Regions from separate parts of the Homo sapiens genome. Here region 2 is linked to region 1. A link is an interaction called in ENCODE POLR2A ChIA-PET data of the cell type or tissue named here. Cell type or tissue: PC-9. All regions are shown on one strand.

Region 1 (2,500 bases):
GGTCTTGGTGGATGTTAATGTGTCACTGAACACCAATGTACCAAATCGATGTATTCATGGCAACAGCCGAAAAGAGCCCACAAAAGTCTAATCTTTGGCACACTGGGGGCTTCACTGGCAGATTGTTAAGACCCTGGGGGCAAAACTTAATTTGCATAAGTATTTGCAATGCACAATTTCCTTTTTATTCATTTACACTAAATTAAATTCATTTTGGAATCCCCAAAGTTATTGCTGTTGACTTCTCTCCCCTTACTTTATGTTCTAGGTATATTTCCCCAAAACTGAAAGCCATTTTCATCTCTTGTTTTCTGGATGCCTCAGATCCCAAGTGAGGTTTTATCCCTCCACAGTTCTTTAAGATTAGCAAATTAAATTAACTCCTTAACTGCTGGGAAATTTAAAAAACAAAAAAACTGCTGTTTTGCAAAAATGCAAATATTATTAGAACGCCCTACTCTCTTCCCTACCCCCAACACACACACACACACACACACACACACACACACACACACACACTGGCACGCACACAGGCCTGGCTGCGCTCGAGAAGCCCACTTCCACCACCCCTTCTGCAGACAGAAATGCTGGCATTCGTAAGCTGTCACACTGAGGAAGACAGCAGCTGTGTTATTCCATGATTTATAGAACAGATTTGCATTTCCTTGCCTTTGAAGCTTGCCTATAATCTGACACATAAATATTTGAAAGACAGGATGGTGGAAACAGACCTAAGCAGCTTAATCGAACACTCGGCAGGTAGAGGACTTGGGCTGGTGTTCATTTCAAACACCCCCTTGCCCTGAGGCCTCTTGGTGTGTGTGTACAAAATTGAAATTCGGTGTTCAAACCCAAACCTACAGTCACAATTCCACTTGAAGGAAAAGTCAGAAGAATGCCCCTCTGAAAGCAGGTTTTGTTTCGTCTGGTCTCCTGAGGCAAAAGCCCAGTAGTCTTCCTTAAATTCTGCTCCAGGAAGCAGGAAGCAGGGAGTATAAGTGTCTCAACCACTCCAGAAGCCCCAAGTGTGCTCATGCAGGGACAGGAGCTCTGCCCTGCCTCACAGAGGCCCTGAGGCCACAGAGAGGCACTTTCACCAGTGAGGAGGCACATTCCTGTCCTGGAGACCAGTCATAGCTCTGGCTGCCCCAGAGAACCAGGATTCCCTGGAAGGGGATCAGGCAAGCCTTCGATTTTCCATGCATCCACCTTCATGCAGCTTTTCCCAAAATATCGTACGGAGAACACTTTTTGAAGTTCATGTTAAATGGCCACAGTCACACTGCTTTTTTTTTTTTTTTTTTGAGACAGAGTCTCGCTCTGTCACCCAGGCTGGAGTGCAGTGGGGCGATCTCAGCTCACTGCAAGCTCCGCCTCCCGGGTTCATGCCATTCTCCTGCCTCAGCCTCCTGAGTAGCTGGGACTACAGGCACCTGCTACCACGCCCAGCTAATTTTTTGTATTTTTTTTTTTTAGTAGAGACAGGGTTTCACCGTGTTAGCAAGGATGGTTTCGATCTCCTGACTTCGTGATCCGCCCCGCTCAGCCTCCCAAAATGCTGGGATTACAAGCATGAGCCACCACACCCGGCCAACAGTCACAGTGCTTTTTTAGCCCATTATAAGCTGTAAGTCCTGCAGGAAAAATAACAGTCTAAGTTGATTTAATCTGATTATTTAAATGAAAAATACGCACTTTCATTTTCACAGTAGTTCTATTAATATACTATTGGAGAATTAAAAAAAAGAAAATTGGCCAGGCATGGTGGCTCATGCCTGTAATCCCAGCACTTTGGGAGGCTGAAGTGGGCAGATCACCTGAGGTCGGAAGTTTGAAACCAGCCTGACCAACATGGAGAAACCCATCTCTACTAAGAATACAAAATTAGCTGGGCGTGGTGGCAGGCACCTGTAATCCCAGCTACTCGGGAGGCTGAGGCAGTAGAATTGCTTGAACCCGGGAGGCAGAGGTTGTGGTGAGCCGAGATTGCGCCATCGCCCTCCAGTCTGGGCAAAAGGAGCAAAACTCCATCTCACAAAAAAAAAGGAAAATTATGCCCTAGTCTGATTCAATAAATATGTGTTGATCCCGCATATGTGCTCAAGGAGGCTAGCCACAAAGGTGTCTTCACACTCAAGACAGCCCAAGAATGCCACTCATGGCCTAGGTGTCTTATCAGAAGTTCTACAAGGTAGAGGGTGGGCAGGGGAACAGAAAGAAGAGGCTCTTGAATGTAAAGGACCTTTTATAAAATTCAAAAGGGACAAGGGCAGAAGGCACATTGAATGGAGACCCAGACTGAAAGTCAGGAAACAGGGTCAGTCTAGCTCTGCCATGAGGTGCATGTTCTTGGTCCAACCACTTCACCTCTCTGGGCCTCTGTTTTCTCATCTGCAAAATGAAGCAGTTGACCTAATAGCCTCCAAAGTTTCTTTCATGCTGATATTCTATAGCAGGCTGGGGCTAAATTTAGATTTAGATTTGTCCAAATGATGGAATG
Region 2 (2,500 bases), 220 kb before region 1:
GTCATGCCTGCTCACTGCTCTTCAGCCTGTCCTTTGCCACCAGAGTCTCCCAGCTGGCCTGTGGGCCTGCTTAGAGACGCCTGGATCCTGTTTAAGTTGATCTGGTTCTGCCGTGCCCTGAGCCACTACCCTCACAGTGGTCTTCTGCTCCACACCACTTGAAAAGGTGGGCGATCGTTTCTGACTCAGAGTTCCTTCCCCACCCCACCCACTTCTCAAGTTCTGTGATTTCCCTTCCTCCTTCACTGGGCAGACTTCACAGTGCCCATATCCAAGGGCTTCTCTGTCTTTATCCTTCCAGTTCTGTAGCAGCATGTGACCAATCCCTCTTTAACAAGTCCACTCACACCCATCTCTGCTTGGCTTCCGACAGCGTGCTCTCCCAGTACTTCTTCCGTTCCCTGACTACTCCTAGAACTCTCCCTTTCATTTCCTGTCTCCTCACTGCAGGCATTTCCAAGAACCTGCCCTTGACCCTCATCTCAATCGTCCACTTTCTGACATCTAGTGCATTTTGTCCAACTCTTTGAGGGCAGATCTGAGTCTGCTCTGCTCATACAGCAATCCTCAGAACAATGCCCGGCGTGTAATAGTAGGCGCTTGCTCAATATTTGCTGAATAAATGAGCTGCTAGCCGTGTTACTGAGCTTCTCACCTTGCATCTTCAAACAGCTCATTCCAAAGCTAGGGCTAAAGGGCTGTAGTTCACCAAGTGAAGGAGAGAACTGCCATCCTTCGTCAAATCATAGCACACACAGGAAATGACAGTATCTGTACAGCTCTCTGGGTACGCAGGCCTTTGGATTTAGAGGCAGCTCCTGCCCTGTGGGTATCAGTATCATGACAACCCACCTGAAATCCATGTGAGTCCCTTACTGAGGCCCATAAGCTGGGGAGTTCTGTCTAGTCCAGCTCTAAAGAAGAGCAAGGAAGAGCCATTATCAGAATATTCTTGGCTTGGAGTCACTTTTAAGCTCCAAGAAGTAACTCATCTGTCTGCCCACTATCTCTATTTCATTAGGATTCCAAGGTAGCACCCACTCTGAAATGTGCCCGGAACCCTTAGGCACAATTCCACTCTTCGCTATTCTAAGCCAAATTCATCCTAGACAGAGCAACAGTAGCCACGGGTTCTTCTCCACTCCTATGAAATATCCCAAGTGAGGTAAATATTTTCACATTCCAGCTGCTTGTAAAGGTGTGAAACAGGATGCAATTAAGGTCCCAGAACATTTTACTTAAACTTGAATCATGCTGCTTAGTGACACAATACAGAGTATTGTGGAGAAATCAGCCTTCAAAGAACACAAGCGAATGCACAGAGCCATGATCTCCAGCCTACTGGAAACGCATATTGCTGGGACACGACAGTGTTAACTTCTGGGTCTAATTCTGTTGCTTCCCAAAGACTACAGTTGGTGTGGGGAGAAATAGTCCAAGATCGAAAAAACCACTGACTGTGCCAACTGCAGCACTTCACCTTTTCCAGAAGATAAATTATGAAGAATTTTTGCCAGTTCAAGTTATTTTCCCAAAGCAGAGTCAAATGACCCTTGCAACCCTGCCTTTAAGAAACCAATGCAATTAAACAAAACAGCTATGAACTGCCTGGACAGCATCCTTCCAACTTCATTTGATAAAGTGAGACGCAGACACACATCGACAGACAAGCACACACCTTATTTAACTGCCAGACGCAGTGCCAATATGAAAATGTACATTCAATCTACGGGGGGAAAATCAGCTCAGCAGCTCATCGCTAAAACAAAACAGCCACATAAATGCCGACTAGCCTGCTGCCTTGTAAGGAATGATCACTGACAACTAGAGTTCCTATTCAGCAGGCTAATAAGAATAATTATAGCCAGGGCAGGCATTAATCAGCTTGGCAGATACAGGAATTCTGTTAACAAGGCTAAAATAAGTGCCAAGGAATCTCTGAAGGCCACAGCACTTCAAAGACTGTTAAAGCTGGATGGATTCACTAGGGTTCCTCCCACTGGCCTTCCTCCTCCTTCAGTGCTTTCCAGAGGCAGTTGCATTTCGGCCCGTCCTCAGAGCCGGCATGGCCACCTGCTAGGGTTGCAGAGATGCCACACCTCTGAGGTGCATGCTGGCACTGCCCTTCCCTTCAGGAAGTGTACCTGGGCTGCACTAACCCTGGATCCTCCTATTTTTAAATGCACTTTCACTTTCAAACCACTATCATCTTTCTTCACCTAAGCTAATCTCAAGCAATACGCAGCATAAGGTTTAGCGAACATTAGTAAACTTTTCCTTAGCAGAGACAGAATGGAGTCCTGAGATCAGATCCTAGGTCTGCTAGGAAGAATCTGTATGTCTCTAGACAAGTTAACTAACTTTTCTGGGCATCAGTTTCCTTATCTGTAATAAAGACAAAATAGTGACTTTCTCAAAGTATTGTTGTGAGGAATAAATACCAGAATGTACGTCAGAGCCTGACGCTTGATATGCAATCGAGAAATAGTAGCTATTATTA

The links. ChIA-PET counts read pairs that join two places held together with the same protein. Peaks named below come from ENCODE experiments on the same cell type or tissue, not always from the same donor. Only the 100,000 strongest peaks of a DNase experiment are listed, where the experiment ranks them.
Region 2: POLR2A ChIA-PET joins it to region 1 with 7 read pairs; 1 of 35 experiments calls an interaction of 5 or more read pairs at or near these places.

What each region holds. Positions count from the first base shown.
Region 1 is chr1:116,695,383-116,697,882 of GRCh38, reverse strand. All of the region lies in intron 2 of LINC02868 (long intergenic non-protein coding RNA 2868), which reads right to left. Among named protein-coding and RNA genes, the nearest start is that of LINC02868, 2.5 kb to the right of the region's middle. In PC-9, no CTCF peak of the experiment used is centred here; DNase peaks (open chromatin) are centred at 1,042 and 1,551; H3K4me3 peaks cover 1,368 bases; H3K27ac peaks cover 2,500 bases.
Region 2 is chr1:116,914,901-116,917,400 of GRCh38, reverse strand. The region is part of intron 1 of PTGFRN (prostaglandin F2 receptor inhibitor); the gene reads right to left. Among named protein-coding and RNA genes, the nearest start is that of PTGFRN, 6.2 kb to the right of the region's middle. In PC-9, no CTCF peak of the experiment used is centred here; a DNase peak (open chromatin) is centred at 1,200; H3K27ac peaks cover 593 bases.